Regions from separate parts of the Homo sapiens genome. Here regions 2, 3 and 4 are each linked to region 1. A link is a contact called in ENCODE Hi-C or POLR2A ChIA-PET data. All regions are on one chromosome and are shown on one strand. The core of a region is the stretch at or near the end of the contact, and the rest is flanking DNA. Distances in the headings are between cores, read along the strand shown.

Region 1 (4,690 bases), core at 1,033-3,532:
CTCTTCCGGGTATATATCCAAAGGAATCGAAAGCAGGGTCTCAAGGAGTTACGTGTACACCCGTGTTCACAGAAGTGTTATTCACATTAGGCAGAAGGTGGAAACAACCCAAGCGTCCATGGATCCATGGACAGATCAATGGATAAGCAAGACGTGATGGGTGCGTATGATGGAACGCGACTCACCTTAACAGGGAGGGAAACCCTGACACGCTACAACGTGCATGAGCCTGGGGGACATCCTGCTAAGTGTAGTAATCCTGTGATAAAAAGGATAAACGTTGTGTGAGGTTCCTAGTGGTCAAATTCACAAAGACAGCAACTGGAACGGGGGAGAGAAGATGGGGAGTTGGTGTGTAGTGGGGCCAGAGTTTCCATCTAGGAAGAGGAGAAAGTCCCGGAGATGGATGACGGTGATGGTTGCATAGTAATGTGAATGTACTTAATGCCATTGAACTGCACACTTAAAAAAGGTTAAGAGGGTCCATTTTATGTTAGGTGTATCTTAGCAGAACTAAAGCAAAACAGAAGGCAGTGTTAAAAACAGTGGATGACGAGCTCTCAAGGTGGTGGAGGCCATCGCCCACTTCACTTGGGGGACCCCTGCTCTCAGAAGCACACACTTCACGGGGTCACCTGGTGTTCATGCCGGCGACCTTTCTCTCCCTGCCTGTGGCCTGGCCCCAGGTCAGCATTCACCAGGTGGGGAGAGTCTGTGCAGCGCGGCGTGGGCCTTGCACGCTCCTTTTTGTGTTTGTTTGGGTTCTACTTTTCCGGACTGCGACACTTATAACTTCATTAGAAAATATCACTTTCTTCAGACCCACACATTCATTTATTAGGCACTTACGCTCCATAAAATGAAATGCACAGCAAGGCCGCTTTCATGCTTCCTTGAAGTTCTATCAACTTATTTTGGGGGCAGATTTGACCTGTCAGAGCACTTCCTCCGTGGGAGCTCCATATCTAAATATGTGCATATATAGTTTTCTACTTTACTGACGGTAGCTTTCATAAAGCCGCTTGAAGTACTTACTAAAAATCCATCTTAAGACTCTTTCTGCATTTTGGGAGGCCGAGGCGGGTGGATCACCTGAGGTCAGGAGTTTGAGACCAGCCTGGCCAACATGGTGAAACCCGGTCTCTACTAAAAAATACAAAAAATAGTCGGGCATGGTGGCGGGTGCCTGTAATCCCAGCTCCGTACTCCAGAGGCTGAGGCAGAAGAATCGCTTGAACCCAGGAAGCAGAGGTTGCAGTGAGCCAAGGTCGCGCCATTGCACTCCAGCCTGGGTAACAAGAGTGAAACTCTGTCTCAAAAAAAAAAAAAAAAATCTTCCCCACACATAATGTGGCAGGACAGGAAACACTAGGATTCCTCCAGTTTATGGGGAGATTGGGAGAGCTGAGGCTTCACAATGACACAGCCGGGTATGGAAAACACCAAAAGAAATATGCCTTTTTGGATGACAATACTCCACCCCAATTTCCAAGTATGCTACAACTTTTCCTCAGCCTCGATGGGAGGTATTTACAGTGAGTGGTAGAAGCTTTACTGCAATGCCCTGGTAGACACAGGCTCCACCAGGCTTGGCTTCTACACTCTCACTGGGTCTATGGATGAGCACAGAAGCCAGGTTTCTGGCTCACAGAGAACCTAAGTGCTGAGTTTATATATAAAGTGCACAGTGTGAATAATTAAATATGAAAACGTGTACACACCAAACAGGACATTTTTACTTAATGCCAAAGAAGCACAAACGACCCTTTCTTTTGGGAGTTTCACAAGCATTTCTGCTCAACAGTAATCCCCCAGTGACAGTGATAGTAGTGGTTTCAATATTTTGTTTATAAAAAGCAACATTATAAAATGCCCTGAAAGGTCTTGGCTTCTTTTGTGAGCTCTGAACTATTCAGAAATTCAGCTTGCTATCTGGGGACAACAAATAAATCCCTACTCTAAAAAAATGGGATTCGGGTTTTTCTCCTGTGCTGCTTCCTGGCCTTAACGCTTCCTGGGGACTTACCGTCATTTGCTCAGTTACGGTTTCTATGGGATGAGTGGGGAAGCCGCGTGGTGAGGAAGCCTGGCTCGCACCCGGCCTGCGCTCTCTCGGGCCTGGCCGCATCGGCCACCAGGGGGCAGTGTTGTCATTCGCTGGCGACGCCGCCCCGCCCCGAGCGGATGCCACCCCGTTTCCAGCCTCCGGTGCTCACCGTAAGCTCTGTTATTATTATCTTTTGATTTATAAAGCGCCGTTCCTCAGCAGATTCCCCGCCCCCCAGCTGCTTCCGAGAAAGCTCGCAGAAGCGTTCGTGCGCAGGCGCGGAAGCCCCGCACAGCACGCGGTGGGCCCGGTTCGGGGGGGCGCACGGCCTGGGGCGTCGGGAAGAGGCTGCGGGCAGCGGGGCCTGCGGGCGCGGCGTGGCGGGGCGGGAAAACGGCTCTGTCCCGTGGGGCGCAGGCAGGAACGTGTTCCCATAAAAGACACAGGGAAGACCAACCCTGGGCGTTAGCCATCCAAACCTTCCCTCCCGTGCGAAACCCGCTGCCCTGCGGCCAGGACTGTGAGGGAAGCGATGGGAGGAACCCGGGAGCCCGCGAAGGCCGGGCCCCAGAGTCCGGGCGCCCCTGAGCGGGGCGGAGGGGACAAATAGAACCTTTTTAAGGACAGCTGAAAGAGATTATAAGCGCGGTGTGCTGGGACTTTGGAAAGGGCGCGAGTCATTAGTGGGGGCGAATCAGAGGGGAGTATGTTGACGGGATAATAACAAAAATAAAGAGGCTTGATAAGAAAGACACGGCTTTTGGAGTCAAAGGGAAAATCCGGGACAATGAGGGTTGGCAGGTTCCTGGGACACAAACCAGGAAAAACAGGGCCACACCGGAGCGGCCTGCCTGGCTCCAGCACAGCCGGTGCAGAAGCTAATTTTGTTCCGAGTCCTCCTAGCTCAACAAACATGCCGCCATAGCACCTATTTTCTTTTAGGTAATGCTCACAACAACCTAGCAAAGTGGGGATCATCTTCACCACTGTACAGATGAAGAAATTGAAGGTCAGACATTCAAGGTTATGTGGCCACATGAGAGAAATACCAGAGCTGGGATGAAGACTCAACGGCTCTCAGACACCAGGTTGCTTCTTGAGAGAAGCCGGATGGATGTGCATGCAGGGAGGTGAGCCTCAAAGCAGGTCCAGCTTTCTCCCGTGAGTGTTCCAGTGGCTTAGGGTTAGGGTTAGGGTCCAGAGGAGGAGAGGCGTCCAGAGCTGGGGCCGTCTGCGTTTTGCCTTGCTGTCCCAGAGTGGCAGCGAGGAGTGGCCTGGCCTAGAGGGTCTTTGTCTTATCTTGTGACTTGCTGTTTCTCCTCTGTCTGCAGGAGCTGGGGGAGGTTGGAGAAGCCGCAGCCCAGAAGGGGAGGGAGGACACCATGTCAGAGCTTGCTGGAGCAAGCTTTGGAGGAAGGCCACAGGGGACATTGTCACCAAGGGCCACGGCAGCGTGCACCCTGGGTTAGAGAAAGGGGCAAATTATGGATATGAAAAATGCTTCCCTCAATGAAAAGGACCCTGCTGAGACAGGATGGCTGTGGGCCAAATACCCCTACAGTGCCTGATTCTTTTATCTTATTATTTATTTAAACAAGACCAGCATTTTGCTTTAGATAGAAAATCTCTCTCTGCTACAAAATTGCAAGCCCTGGGAAAAGTCTCCAAGAATGGCTGATGCCACAGTCAAACAATAACATACATGTCGGGGTGAAACAGTGCACAGAGGATGAAAAAAGGGAAAAGCTCGAGGCCCCGGGAGGAAGGAGCTGGGAGGGTGGAGGGCGTGGAGGTGTGAGGGCCCAGAGGGATTGCCCAGGAAGGTATGGAGGACCGAAAATGGATCACCAGCCCTCATGGACAACTTAAACTAAAGGTGGAAAAGACAGAAAAGCTGGCAGGGGGAATTGTCTCCAGCCAACCTGTCAACTTTTGGAAAAAGATGGATCACAAAGAATGGGAAGTGGAAGAGAAGGAGAGGAGAAACCAAGAATAAAGAGCAGACGCTGTGGGCAGAGCTGTGGGGCGCCCATGCTGGCAGAGCTGGGTTCTAGGGCCCTGGTTTCGGCTGTGTAACCGCTTGCCCAGCCCTCATCTCATCCCTCAACAATGAGGGCCTGGCAAGGGAGGGTATGCTGGCCTATTTTTGTCTCATGTATTTGTGGACTCTGTCCAGAAGCTCTGAGATGCCAAGTTAAAATGGAGAAGGTTTGAGTCACCGCCACCTGGCCAGAGCCTCAGTGAGTGGGACGCCAGGGCTGGGGTCGGGGGCTGCAGAGTTGCTGTTGATTCACGCGGCTTCTCTGGGGTCTGGATCTCAGTTTGGCTGTGAGGCTAAGCCCTGAATGGGTGCATAGCAACGTTATTCTGGAGTGCTAACAGCCTACCCTTGCCACCCACGTCTTAGAGACATTAGAAAGTTGGGTACAACATTCCCCACCTCCCTCTGATTTTTCTGGAGTAGACTGTGATGAGGAGATGGTCAGTCTCCAATAAAGTCAGCACCTTCCATGAAAAATGACTTTCCCTGAAAGTTGTTTTGGAGTGTTAAAGAAAAATATCTTCAAAATTCTTTACCACTTTTTGAGCCCGATTCCAGATGTTTGGCATATCCTAAATTATCCACTTTAAGCTTTGATAATC
Region 2 (4,690 bases), core at 588-3,087, 110 kb after region 1:
TATGAATAAGGTTGTGTCATTCTTCTGCTCGAAGCCCTCTTGCTCTTGTAAAAGTCCTTACAGTGGAGTATGAGGTCCTATAGACAGCAGTGCCCAGCTTGTGGCAGGTGTCACTTTGGCTCCAAACACACTCTTCTTTGCCTGTCTTGCAATGCTGGAGCTGGTCCCTGTTGATATTCTCCTGACACAATGCTCAGCTCTGTCAGCAGAGGGCACTGCAGGAGGAAGGAGTAAAATAACATTTCAAGGCCAAAGCAGAAAGCATGTGGTTCAAAATCCAGGTCATCACATTCCAGAACCTGCACTTTTAATCTGTTTACACTGTTGGTTCCCCATTTTTGGCAGGCAGTTAGGTGGTGGGTTAGGGCATCTCTTCCAGTTGACAAGGGCCATTGCTAATATTATTTAGCAAAGATATTTAACAAACTTTGAAACCACCTGTCTATATCTTCATTTAGCTTGGTCTTTGACAGCTATCAAATGAGAATGTTTTGATGTTTTTGCAGCAATTCTGAGGTGAAGGGCTAGCTCTTTGTTCCCATCTATAAGTTTGTCATTGCAACCCCATCAGAAACAGAAATGATGTGTCTGTTCTTTCATGCGTGATATCTACTGGTGAATATTAATTTAGTGATATGTTTTCGAAGGTCACTGGGGATTGATTTCAAGCTTACTTGTTCATCATTTCCAAAATTCAGCCATTATGCTTAGGCAAGTAAACAAGCAGGACCTTGCCCAGCTCCCTGCTTCTGGTAGTACTGTGATGATGCTCCATGAGTTAACGTAGCAAAGTGACCCTGAAATTACATCACCAAGGTTTTCCAATAATCTGGATGTTTATCTATTCTTGATTTAATATCTTGCTAAAATTCCCCAAACAAAAAATTCCAATAGGTAATATCTCATAATAAAATACTAAAACATCCATAATCGTCAATTGCTTCTGGTTTCTAAAAATTATAGGCTATTTTCCTAATAGGTGCATTCATAACCCAGTCATCATAAACTCCAAGATACTAATTTTGTTCAAAATCTATGGTGATCTGACCCAACTTGAAAGACTCCAGGACTGCTCTGTCCTCTTTCTCTGATACTTATGTGCCCTAGGATAAAGTGTTGCCTACTAGCGAGTCTTTGCCCTTCCTGGTCACTGTATGCCTTGTACAGTTACGTGTTCTGCAGGCTCTGTGTTGATACATGTCCACCTTGTAAGAAAATCCAACTTCCGGGGCCCAGGCCAAAGATGTGTTAATCTAAATCATAGTAACAGTCATGAGACATCACTCTTTCTCTATTTCCAAATTTCCCCCATTTGTTCTTTCAAAGGTTGGCTGTGTGCCTCTGCACAACATGTCAGGGCCAAGAAGTTGCTTCCAGCTCATCTAATCTGGAGAGATGGGATTACCTGTCAGACTTAGATTTTGCTGCTTTTGTAAAATGAGTCTACAGGATAGAGTGGCACAGAGTGGGAGTAGAAAAATAAAACTCTAAGTGACAGACTCTCAAGGGTGAGAAGTTGAACGTGTGAAGCGTTGGGGTTTAAAGACCCTGCAGTCCAGATGGGCTTTTTGTCACCTGTGGGAGCCCACACATAATCACCAGTGGACCCAGCGCCCTGAGTTCAACTGGTCAGTAGCTGCGAGAGAGCAGGAGCCAGGAGCGATCTTCTTTGGAAAAAGCACATTTATTCAAGGGATACACGTCAGGAGACAGCAAGAGAGAAGGTAGAGGGGGGCGAGGTTGGGGAGGAAAAGGGGACGTGGTGAAGAAGGAAGGAAGTGAAGTTCCCTCTGTGGTTAGATGATTAGTCATGAGTAATGTGCTCTTTACATTGTTGTGTTATGTTTTTTGTTGTTGCTGTTGGTCAGAAAGGTTCAAATATGTGTAGACAGAGAATTTTTTTGTGAAAGATCCTACTACTTGAACTGAAGCCATTTTCTGAGGCCGGGAAGCTCGCTTTGTAGAAGGAATTTTAGTGTTATCATCATAAATTTAAAAGAATCAGGCTCTTGTCTTTCCTTGGCCTTGGTTGGTTTGTGTTTTCAGAACAGCTGTGCTATAAAAATATGCCCTCAAACACATGTGCTTTAAGTGGTAGGATCATAGAATTCACAAAGACACACACTTTAAAATGCTGGAGTTTGCAATCCCCAATAGTGATATAATTGTTATGAATTTGCGCCGTACAGCACAGCACCAACACTGATGGAGTAAAACCCACAGGAAATGCAAGAAGAAATATGCAGAAATTCACCGACAATAGGAAACTCAGTTCATGTTAGATCAAGCACATGTGCACACATACAATGTAAAAAAACAAGACCTAAACCAGTAATGAAACGGATCTAATTGCTATATGTCAGATGCTATACTCTCAAATTAGAGAATGAACGAATCCTTTTCCCAAATGATCCAGTAATAGTCATAAAAATGGACTAAGTCAGGCAGAGAGAAAACATCAATTGTTTTTAAGTTAAAATGTACAAACATTTTTATCATAATTCAATAAAATAAGAAGTCAATAATAAAATTAGAAACTAGAGAACAAATAAACAGGGCCGGGTGCAGCAGCTCACACCTGTAATCCCAGTACTTTGGGAGGCCGAGGTGGGTGGATCGCCTGAGGTCAGGAGTTCAAGACCAGCCTGACCAACATGGTGAAACCGTGTCTTTACTAAAAATACAAAAATTAGCCAGACGTGGTGGCACATGCCTGCAATTCCAGCTACTTGGGAGGCTGAGGCAGAAGAATCACTTGAACCTGGGAGGCAGAGGCTGGAGTGAGCCGAGATCATGCCACTGCACTCCAGCCTGGGTGACAGAGCGAGACTCCATCCCAAAAAATAAATAAATAAAGTAAAACCACCACTAAAATATTTTGAAAACTCTTTTTTAATTCTTCTGTCAATGAAAAATCAAAATCAACATCAAAATTGCAGAATATTTAGAAAATAATGATAATTAGAACAATATATATATAAGCCTATGGGGTGCCAGTAAAGCAGCGTTCAGAGAAAAACAGTAGCTTTAGATGTTCATATTGTTAAAAATAAAATATGGAAGGCAAGTACATTAAGCCTGCATTTTAGGAGCTTGAGGAAAAATAACAGAATGAATGTAAGGAAAACAGAAAGAAGTAATTTCTTTTTTTTCTTTGAGACGGAGTTTTGCTCTTGTTGCCCAGGTTGGAGTGCAATGGTGCGATCTTGGCTCACCACAACCTCTGCCTCCCGGGTTCAAGTGATTCTCCTGTCTCAGCCTCCGTAGTAGCTGGGATTACAGGCATGTGCCACCAGGCCCAGCTAATTTTGTATTTTTAGTAGAGACGGGGTTTCTCCATGTTGGTCAGGCTGGTCTCGAACTCCTGACCTCAGGTGATCCACCCGCCTCAGCCCCCCAAAGTGCTGAGATTATAGGCATGAGCCACCATGCCCGGCCAGAAAGAAGTAATTTCTATGGATAAAAACAGAAATGAAACAATTTTTAAAAAGAAAATCAGTAGTACCCATAAATAAACTCAGCTGTTGCTTTCAGTAAAACTCATATCAAAAAACATTAGCATGAATAAGGAGAGAAATACAAACACAAAAATTTAGAAAGAATAATGCAAATAGAGTACAAACTTAAAATTATAAGAGACTAATGTCAAAATGTTATACAAATAAATGCATATTAATTATCAAAATTGATCCCTAAGCAGAAAAATCTACTCAGACCAATTAACACAGAAGAATTAAAATTAATGAAGATCTGCTCCCCAAAATGCATCAAATCTGGACATTTTCCACAGATTCCTATCAAGCCTTAAGGATTAGGTCACTCTAGTGCTATTTAATTTGTTTCAGAGCATTCATATTCTTTCTATGCAAGTAGCATAACATTGATAACAAAACCTCCCACAAATTATTGCATAAAAGAAAAATACAGGCCAATTTCATTTGTGAAGACCCATGGAGAAAACACACACAAAATAGTGCAGATAAGAGCAGACCAAGAGGAGCAGCATGAACAGGGAACACTCAACATCCTTGGGCAAATGTGTAGTGCCTTGTTATCCATGCTGTCTGAAGCACAACAGGCAACCTGGTAGAGCCGTCTATGAGACTAGGGGAGAAGGATCCTGACTCTCGGGTTGAGGGGCTTTTGTACTGCATTACTAGAGAGGGATTGGCCCTTGCCTGGTGTAATCAGTGCTAAAATGCAATAAAATGCAATACCAACATGATGCTATAGGACCTTGGTTTCTGCTGTAGCATACCAGCCCATGGCTCATGGAGTCTGCAGAGAAGCATTGTACTCTCTGCCTCTGGTGAGAGAGGGATTGATTCCTTGCAAACCTTGGGGTTCAAACTTTGCAGCTATAGTTAATAAAGAAGCAATGTAATGGCAGGATTTATCATCTCAGCATTCATGTTTAGGGAAATACCAGCTCCTACCCTGGCACATTCAGGAGCTGGGATCCAGGCTTTGCAATTGACCAGAAATGATGCTTAAACACTGCACTGTAGCCAGTTTCCACGTAGCTTGAAAGACCAGCTCTCTTTCTGGCAGCCACATTTCAGGAGCTCAGTCTTGGACAGACCAACTTTTACCTCAATAAGTAAATAGAATCCAGAAAAATACTGAAAGAGTAATATGCCACACCAAGTGCTTTATCCCAAGAATTCAAGGATGGTTCAATATTAGGAAA
Region 3 (4,690 bases), core at 577-3,076, 120 kb before region 1:
TGTGCATGGAAATGTCTATATGTGGATGCCTTCCAAATTCTTATCTCCAGCCTACACCCCTCCCCGGAACTCCAGTTTCTATCTCCACAGCCTATTCAACTTGAACGTTTAATGGACTTGCCAAAGACTTCATGCCTGACCTTTCCCTCCAGAGTTGCCCTTCCCACAGCCGTCTCCATCTCAGTTAATGTTCACTCTGTCTTTCAAGTGCTCAGAAGAAAATATGCAAAGGTGTCTACCATCTTTCTTTCATACCCCATACCCAATCTATCATAAATCCTACTGATTCTAAATGTACTGTGGAATCCTGCATGGGATTCTGGAACAGAAAAGGGGCATTTGGGGAAAAAAAAAACCCAGCAACAATAAAGTATTGAGTTTAGTTAATAATAACGTTCACCATGGTTCATTAATTGTGACAAGTATACCATACCAACGTAAGATGTTAAAAACAGAGGATTCGGGGTGCAGGGCAAGGGGAACTCTGAACTACCTTTGCACCTTTTCTGTAGATGTAAAACTACTCTAAAAGGAAAAGTTTATTACAAAAAAATAAGCTAAGGAGCAGATTCTCCTGGCCTCTGGCTCACTCAAGCCTGTGGTTGGTTTGCTGGAGCCAACGAGATAGGAAGTCTGCTTTTGCGTGGTGGTGGTCCGGGTGGAGGATGTGGTTGGATCAGCAGCAGCCCACACACATCTTGCCTCTGGCAGGGCATTTGTTGCCTTATCAGTACTTCTACACAATTTAATTATACTAACAAAATTGGTAACCTCAAACCAGCTTAGTCTTTGTATAATACTTTTGTCAGATAATTTATCTCCACAAATTTATAGTTCCACTTCATTACTTTTGCTGAAGAACAAAGCTCTCCAATCTGAAAAATAACAAGCGTTTTGTGTTTTAAAAAAGATTTTGCTGTAATTCATTAATACTACATAAAATGGAAAAATATGTATTTTTATTTCACATGGAATGCATCGATCTGAATTAAAAATAAGGTTTTTTTTTTAAAAGAAGCAGAAGAGCAGCAGAGGCTGGTGTTAGAATGGGGCATAGAGGGGCTAACACAGGCTCCAAATAAGAGGTGACAATTGGCCAGGCCCTGAAAAATTGCAGGGTTTTCAAGACTGCAAAGTCCAGCCTCTGGGCAATCAAAGTTTTATGCCACTTCAGTGAATCTAGGGATGCACTACTGTGAGAGTCGGGCAGGTGGGTTGAAATTCCCCTTTCTTGGTCTGTGCAGAAAACTACGGATGAAGTCCTAGTGTTGCTTAAGGAGAATTTATGAAAAATTTATTCCTGTTTCCTGGATGCCTGTGCCTTTGACCTTTCCCTAGAGCTAGAAATGGTTGGAGACTTTGCAAACATCTTTAAGAACTGAGAAAAATAAAACAAACTTGCTAACTGCTTTCAGAAGATCTTCTATATTGCAGTTGGATATGCTCAAAGCGTAAGATGGGCAAACAGAGGTGGCTGTGGGGTTGCCACACCTGGCATTTTCCCTACTGGGGGAAATTTAATGAGCACTTAAATAATCCTGAGTCTGAAAGGGGCAGAAGGTCCAGGCAGATGATTGCCGAGGACAAATCTAGCTTTGTAAATCCGAGAGTATTGACACAATGATACGAGGGAAAGGTGAAGGTGATATTTCATCCAGTGTTCCCGGTTCATCCTCTCCTTACCTGACCTCTGAAATGGAGCCATTGGCCTTGAAAAGCCTGGTGTCTAAAATTAATATTCTTCCCCATCTGACTAAGAAGGCAACAGCTGAGCAACGTGAGATCAAGAGCCATATTAATTTAAACAGGGGCTGAAAGTGGCATTTGAGAGAGAAGATACTTCCTCTCGTAGTGGACACTTGTCTTTTCAGAAGATTTATACGACTGAGAGTCAAAACTTTTACCAGAGACTTTCATAGTCAGTTTGAATTCTGCAAAATTTCTCTTTATCTTCTGGAATGTATGCTCTAGACTTGGAGTGGCTCAAGCTCTTCGATGTGATCCTATCAATGGTAATTATCTTTGTTTATTGTTATAACCTCTCAAATCTCCTCCCCTTTTTTCTAAGTTACCTTCAATAACAAATTGTACCAAACTTCAGGTAGAGCTTAATGTTTAATATTTCTTTGCAAAATTATTGTATCTTAATCCTAAGCTTTTGTTTTAATACATTAATTTTGTGTGGCTTCCTGATCCAACTTGAGTTTCATCTGCAATTAACCATAGTATTTTAGTCGTAGTTTGCCTTAGAAATAGCCATGCATTTGTTTCCTTATTTTAATAATTTTTTCAGGGCAATTTGAAAGAATGCTAAGAATGATCTGTAATATATCTGTAGAGCTCTGGTTGATAGTATTAATATTTGCATTTTTATTTGTTTGAATGTAAGCTCTTTATGTGGATAAGTATAATTTGTTAGAGCAGTGAATTTTAAACACTTTGGAACTCAAGAGTATCATTTTACTATAGGAACTGACAAAACAAAATATTAAGTTTTCTGATGAGAATCACAATACGGTTTTTAAGCGGAGAAAATGCTCGAAGAGGCGCTTTTCGGAAAATCTCCACCAGGGGGCCTCAGTTGTCAGCCATGCGGAACTAGCACAAATTCAAATGTCTCTCCCTCTCCCTGCCTCTCTATGCAATCAAGTGATGTGTACATATAGACATGCGTATATGTCTCTAGTATCAAAGCGAATTATGTATGCTGCATTACTTCATTTGCGAGGAAAGTATTTTAAGGAGAGTGAAAAGACTCTGAACTTCTCGGTACATAGCTGTTAATGCAGATGCAAGGAAAGGTATCTGGGAGTGCTGTCCACGTGAGAAGACTGTAAGGAAATAAATTTCTTTTCACAAATAAACACCACACATTTTAAGGCATAGGTAGAGAAGAGTTCTGGAAAAGGACTCATTCGGGAGCGATCCCTCTGCAGAGGGAGGCCAGGGGAAGCAGAGAGACCCCTTCTGTGATAAGCCCTTCCCACGGGGCTGCAAAACCTGCGGTTCCAATTAAACCCAAAGATACTTTATAATTTACATCCAAGCTGGCCACTTGATCTACGGCTTGTTTTGTGCAATAAGGAGCATATTTCATCACCAGTGAATCTTGACATTGCTTCTTACTGTTTGCTTTTGTAGTTTTAAAGTGAAAAAATTTTTTTTCCTTTTAAAGTTCCAATGTTGGAAACTCAATATGAATGTTAGTATTTCTTTTCCTGATTTTGGATCCTCTCTCCAGTTTAAACAGAAGGGACTTCCAAATTCTCACTGGTCATTTTCTCAAGAAGTCAAATGCATGAATACGTGATGAGAACTTTTTGTGTTTCCTTTCTTTGCAGTCAAGAGAAAGAAGCACTGAAGAGTCATAATTGTGTCCTGATTTATAAATCGGAGACAGAGGGAGACGAAAACCACACTCCAGAAAGTAGCTTAATCGGACTCACTACTAAGATGTTAAAAGTGAAGAGGCTGGAAGAATTCAACACGTGTTATAACAGCAACCAGCTGGAGAAAATGGCCTTTTTTCAGTGCAGGGAAGAGGTGGAGAAAGTGAAGTGTTTTCTGGAAAAAAATTCTGGGGACCAGGATTCAAGATCTGGACATAATGAGGTAATCATGTTCTAATTTAGTCTCCTAAAAAGTATTCATTCTATCTTATCTTTTCTAATGTCATGGAGCCGCTTGTGAGTACAATTAAGGAAAGTTTATGAATAGGCATCATTCCACTTTGCTTCAGTGAGAATTGTGTGTGTCGACTATACAATTGTGTTTGGTAAATAATTAGGAGGCCTTTGAAACTGCATTTCTGCCAGCAGTCGACTTCACTTTTAGTTAGTGGCTTAGGAGTTATACAGCCAGCTTGCAGAAATGAAGAAGAATCCTTTAGCATGATGGATTTGGGCTTGAAATTCAGAAAAGGGCTCTGAGAGGCACACTGTTCTGCAGAAAGAAGTTTCTCCTTTTTCCTTCAGATCTTGAGTTCCTCACGCGGTAGACAGCAGAGCTGTTGATAGTGAAGTCCAGAGAAGGGACAAGAAAGACTTGCTGATGGCACGACGGTGGGGCTTGTACCCTCCTCTGTGCAGAACGAGAGTTCTGAGCCCCATTCCAGCTGCTCGTTCTTGGGAAAAATATTAATTTAACCAAGGGCTTGCCACATCTGAATTAGTGAGATAATAGCAATTGTGAAAATTAAGTGTGATCACGTCTGTAAAGCACTCCGCCTAGTATCTGTCACTAGAGTCAGCATTTAATATGTGTTAGCGGCAGCAGCAATTACCTCCCCTGCCTTGGCCCAGTCAGTTCCTGCCCATCATCCGTTGGCTCCTTGCCCGGTGGGAGCATCAAGCATTTTGCCCGTGCCTTCATTCCAGCACATGTGGTGGTTTTGAACATGTTGATCACCTTTCTCTAGACAAGGCTCCTTAAGGTTGGGAAACCTCGTGTTATTTGTTCATGTTTCCTCAGTTGCTTTCCTAGTAACGGAAACAAATAGGCACCAAAAGTGTTTTTGGAATGCACAGATCTATTTAAGTGAATTCTGGTTGAGGGCTGGGAACCATTATTTTTGATAATCAGAGCAAGTGATTCTTATCAGGCAGGTTTGGAAAACATCCTTCTTTGCCCAGCTACTGTTCTAAAAAACACTATTCAGGTAGGAAGGGCGTTTCTAACAATGCAATAGACA
Region 4 (4,690 bases), core at 992-3,491, 71 kb after region 1:
TTTAATATATTGGTTGGAATTTCAAAAAATTTCAATATTTGAGGCAAGATAGTGGAAACTTTAGCAACCTCAGGGCACCTTATTGGTCTTGATGTCCTGCTCTCCAGTCGACATCCTGCATCACAGAAGGCTGTACAAATGCTGTGATGGTTTTCACACATTTCACAGCTGAAGTAGCTGAAGGCCGCAGTAGCTCAAGGCCTCAGTGGGGAACACCGAGACTTACCCTTCACTGTGTACATTACAGCTAACACACTGTGTACATTACAGCTAACATTCATAGGTCACCATGGTTATGGTCACTTCTGTTGTTTACAGAAACTTAGTTAAACTTACACCAGTTGAGACCACCAGCCCTACACTGGGCCTGAGCAAACGCCCAAAGAGGTGGCCTTTCAGCGATGGAGAGCCAAAAACTCCACCCTCAGATCATGATAATGCTTCCATTTTCTGTACACATGCCCCATGAAATGCCATGAACCTTGACTGTGCTTGCCCAGAATGAACCTGTTACTTCATTTTTCTCCACTGCCAATCACCTTTCTCCAAGCCTTAGAACACCCCACTTCCCTAACCCATAAAAATCCCCAAGCCTTATCTTCTACTTCCTCACTTGGTGGCCCTGCAAATAACCCTTTTCTCTTTTGCAAAACCTGTGTCACAGTGATTGATTTACTGTGCACAGGCAGAACGGACATGGAACTGGCTGGTAACACCAATCCCCCAGAAAGCCAGTTGTGGAAACATTTACCAAACATTACACCAAGGGTCCACAGCCAGCTTTACTTGAAGAAAAGATGTCTGCATTTTGTGTGGTAATGGCCTCCATATTCTAGCTAGGGTGAACTTTTTGAAAGGCAAATCTGATCTTGTCATTTATTTGCTTAAAACACTTTGCAGGCCAGGCATGGTGGCTCACGCCTGTAATCCCAACACTTTGGGGGGCCAAGACAGGTGAGGAGATCGAGACCATCATGGCCAACATGGTGAAACCCTGTCTCTACTCAAAATACAAAAATTAACCGGGTGTGGTGGTGTGCGCCTGTAGTCTCAGCTACTCAGGAGGCTGAGGCAGGAAGAATTGCTTGAACCCGGGAGGTGGAGGTTGCAGTGAGCCACAATCGCGCCACTGCACTGCAGCCTGGTGACAGGGTGAGACTCCATCTCAAAAAAAAAGGCAACAGCAACAAAAAAACACTTTCCATTGCTGTTAGGATAGAGACCTGAGGATGACTTTTAAGGCCCTACATGACTTGGCCCCTTGTCTCTCACTGGATCTCAGCTGGGGCTGGGTACTGCCAGGTTTTTTCAGCAACTCTAGCAATTCCTCAAATGCTCCGTGCCCCCTTCTGTGATGGGGTCTTTTCAGGCTCTGTAACCTTATGTGTAGGTTTGCCTGGGACTGTCCTGCTTTCAATACTGAAAGTCCCATATCCTGGGAACTCCCTCTGACCCAGCAAAGCCCACTCATGAGGAAACGCTCCACCTTTCTCAAGCCATCTAGTTGCTGTTTGATACTGGCCCAAGCATCATTAAAGCAGAGTTTTCCCTGACTTCCTAACCCTTTACCCATTTCCTTCAACCAAGCAATGTGCCTCCCCCCGCCCCTCGCCCCAGTGATATGCTATGATAATGACTCTACTTCATGGTACAATGCTTATTGCAGTTTTAATGACAAATTCTTTCTTGTGATCATTTGATTAATGTTTCTCTCTTCCTCTGCACAGCAAGGGAATGGGGCCGTATTGGTGTGCATCCCTAATGCCTAGCACAGAGCCCAGCATCCAAGAGCTACTCATGTATTTGTGGAATAAATCAATGAATGAAAGAACTCCCCATCCAATACCTTTTACTGTGGGACTACACCCCTATGGACTGGAGCACAGAATGGCTTAAAGGTGGGGAAAAGAATGGTTTACAGGTGGCAAAGCAGAGGACCAGGGCTTAAAGAAAACAAACAGAAAATGGCTACGAGGGAGTTGGGAGTGTTTCAGAACCAAATCTCTGCCTCTTTCAGTTTCTGCCTATCAAGCCCCAAACATGGAACAGCTCGTAGTTCAAAGTGTCAACATATGACTATTGAATCTGGAAACTCAAACACATACTTTCGTTTCTGGTAAGGCTACACTCCTATTTGAGGCTTATCTTGTAATGCTTGAGCCACCACAATGTAATTGAAGTAGGAAAGCGTCTCATTTCAGAACCACAAGCAAACACTGACACACATCGTCCTTTACACCAAAGGGCTGTGGATCTGGAGCTCCCATGGCCTGTGATTGTGCCCCACCACCGTTTGAAGCCTGGAGCAACATACCTCAAATCCAGCTTTAGATCCAGGTGAAGGCTCTGGAAAATGTAATTCCATGAACACTTTCAGTTTACTGACAACAGTAATTAATTAGTGCTGAAATGGGAGCAGCAAACACTCCTTGTTTGAGGATTGTTTCTTCATTCATTTTCCATGTCCCCCAATTAGGCAACACTCGTGGGTGGGAAGAGCTTTTGCTTTAAGGAATTAGTTAAAAATAAAAAGGATCATTTTGCATACTGCATGCTGCAAGAAAAAGCAGTTCCGCTGTCCTTCACCTCAACCATCACTTCATACATTCCCATTGCTGTCTGCTGGAATCACAACACATTATGCCAACTGGCAATGTCGGTGTGCATTTTTAACTCACTGGGGAGTGAAGCAAGAAAAACATTTTTGTAAGACTATTTAAAAATTATTTGCAAGGGAAACAATTAAAAAAATGTGTGGCCATTTTCTTGATGTTGAAGAAATGCTATATCCAACATCCAGTTCCAGTGGGCCAATTTTCTCCTGCAAGATTTATGAAGCAAACGCTGCCAAGCAGACAGAAATCTAAATAGTAACATGTTTCCTTTTAATAGAACTTTAATTTAATAAGAATAATACTCCCAAATAGCCAGACAGCTTTATAGCACTCTAGTCATGGTATCTCACTTTCCCCCAGAGCCCTGGGGTGATAAGTATGTTCTTGTACATCATCACCAGAGGCTGCCTGGCAACCAGCTGTCAGGATGGCCTGGCTGGGCCTCCGGTCTTCCAGGATTAACTGGGAATTCCATTTCCCAACAAGCACACATATGCCACACCTCTAGGCAGATACTGTAATTTCTACTCAAAAATTCCCACTTCTTGTTTGGTAAATCCACAGTTTGAAGATAATCCCCTAAAGTCTATACCTGCTGATAGGCCATAGGTCATTTTCAAAGCCTTATAGCAAAGTGGTGGGAAGGTTTTATTTTTATTGTTTCTTGGGATGGAATATCTAAATGCAGTAGAGACCCTTTATAAATCACAGGTTGGGGGGTCTACATGGACTTCAATGTTCTAATGTATTATTATCTCTGACTTTTCCTCTAAGCATTTTTAGTATTTCAGGAACTAGCCTTTGAACTACACGGTACACAAATCAATGTAAGATGGAGCCCTGGCACAAGGGGATTCTGCTGTAGTTCACAGTTGGGGCTGAGGAAGTCCATGCATTGAGCTCTGTTTTAACTCTGCATTAATGATTCATCCTTGGGCTATATCCACTCCAGACTAGGCACGTTTGTGGCATGCATGCTGTTCCTCCCTCCACACAAGGCATCAATGACAACCAACTAATCACAGCACCATATCCTGTTAAAACCAAACACAACCTCAGAATCTTCCTCAGCAAGGTGTTCTGCAGAGACACACCAATCCATTCAATGAACTCGGCATTGAAACCTACCTACCATTCCCTGGTTTATCAATTTAGATCATTAAAGAAAACAAAACAAATTACTCTCTAAAACAACTGGCATTTTGGGGAAAGAACTTTGTAATCCATTATTGTAAAAATAAACAATTATTAACTCCTCGTGCATCTCCACTACCTCTCTGTACTTCCATTGCACTTAATCGAGCTGTTAATGTTACTTATAAGCTCCCATGAGAGTGTGTCTGCCTTTGTGCTAGATTGAGTCCCTTGAAAAATAAACAATAATTAACTCCTTGTACATCTCCACTACCTCTCTGTACTTCCACTGTACTTAATCTGAGCTGTTAATGTTACTTATAAGCTCCCATGAGAGTGTGTCTGCCTTTGTGCTAGATTGAGTCCCTTGAATTCAGGCATATGAGGCTCCATTCCGAGCTCTAAGCATACGGCGGGAATACTGTCGTTGCTCCATAAGTGTTTGTTGACTGAATTGGAAGCATTGAGAGGATCTACTCAACCAAATGTCAAGAGTTTCTGGAAGGGAAGCTAAAAACTTTAGGGAGCCCAGGAAGCACTTATGTCATAGGACAAAACCAGGGATGGCCAAATGCAAGGGTATGGGGTAGAGCTTTCAAGCACTTTTATTGCAATTAGAACCACCAAACAGTGTTTCAAAGTGCACTTGCTAATTCAAGGTTTATCTGAACCCGGGGAATGCTTTGGTCAGCAAAACTGGACAGAAAAACCTCCTGAGAACAAACTGTCTCATAAGATTTCCGTTACCTGCTGCTTCCAGTCCGACTGAAAATACCTCGGGGCAGCCTTTCGAATGGTGGTTTTGGCACTTCTTCCCCCAGATGGAGCCCAGAAGTGCAGGAGTGCACAGAAATCAAATGTCCTGGGAGGGGAGTTGATTAAATGTTTTCAAACCTCAAAACAGGAGAAAGAAAAAGAAAAAAATCAGTTCAGGTAGAGTT

Evidence for each region. Hi-C counts contacts between places; a loop is a spot of excess contacts on that map. ChIA-PET counts read pairs that join two places held with the same protein, here RNA polymerase II (POLR2A). Pooled maps may share reads with other maps.
Region 2: a map of mammary epithelial cell shows a loop between it and region 1 (8-fold over the local background). The contact joins the enhancer-like site here to the promoter of LINC02521 in region 1. A Hi-C loop is called at or near these places in 4 of 168 maps with a recorded cell type or tissue (Caco-2, PC-3, endothelial cell of umbilical vein and 1 more) and 4 of 50 pooled maps. POLR2A ChIA-PET finds 5 or more read pairs at or near these places in 2 of 52 experiments (Caco-2 and PC-9).
Region 3: a map of endothelial cell of umbilical vein shows a loop between it and region 1 (6-fold over the local background). The contact joins the promoter of MYLK4 here to the promoter of LINC02521 in region 1. A Hi-C loop is called at or near these places in 6 of 168 maps with a recorded cell type or tissue (ascending aorta, endothelial cell of umbilical vein, gastrocnemius medialis and 2 more), 1 of 37 single-sample maps with no recorded cell type and 18 of 50 pooled maps. POLR2A ChIA-PET finds 5 or more read pairs at or near these places in 4 of 52 experiments (A673, B cell, activated CD4-positive, alpha-beta T cell and 1 more).
Region 4: a loop to region 1 is called in a map of ascending aorta, with 2.4 times the contacts of the local background. The contact joins the enhancer-like site here to the promoter of LINC02521 in region 1. A Hi-C loop is called at or near these places in 7 of 168 maps with a recorded cell type or tissue (PC-9, aorta, ascending aorta and 3 more) and 8 of 50 pooled maps. POLR2A ChIA-PET finds 5 or more read pairs at or near these places in 2 of 52 experiments (A673 and endothelial cell of umbilical vein).

Annotation. Positions count from the first base shown.
Region 1 is chr6:2,632,092-2,636,781 of GRCh38, reverse strand. LINC02521 (long intergenic non-protein coding RNA 2521) reads right to left here and starts at 2,282. Exons shown (of 3, transcript NR_149119.1): 1 at 2,027-2,282. LINC01600 (long intergenic non-protein coding RNA 1600) reads left to right here and starts at 2,179. Exons shown (of 3, transcript NR_131168.1): 1 at 2,179-2,217; 2 at 2,990-3,177.
Region 2 is chr6:2,519,863-2,524,552 of GRCh38, reverse strand. No RefSeq gene overlaps it. Among named protein-coding and RNA genes, the nearest start is that of LINC02521, 110 kb to the left of the region's middle. Within about 2 kb of position 1,837, at least 3 of the 41 ENCODE cell types and tissues checked have a DNase peak (open chromatin) inside an H3K27ac peak, as active enhancers do; they include PC-3, endothelial cell of umbilical vein and mammary epithelial cell, where a contact is called at or near this core.
Region 3 is chr6:2,748,058-2,752,747 of GRCh38, reverse strand. It overlaps MYLK4 (myosin light chain kinase family member 4), which reads left to right and starts at 1,826. Exons shown (of 13, transcript NM_001012418.5): 1 at 1,826-2,012; 2 at 3,342-3,612. The coding sequence starts at 3,454. RefSeq lists a silencer at 1-253.
Region 4 is chr6:2,561,267-2,565,956 of GRCh38, reverse strand. No RefSeq gene overlaps it. Among named protein-coding and RNA genes, the nearest start is that of LINC02521, 71 kb to the left of the region's middle. Within about 2 kb of position 2,241, at least 3 of the 41 ENCODE cell types and tissues checked have a DNase peak (open chromatin) inside an H3K27ac peak, as active enhancers do.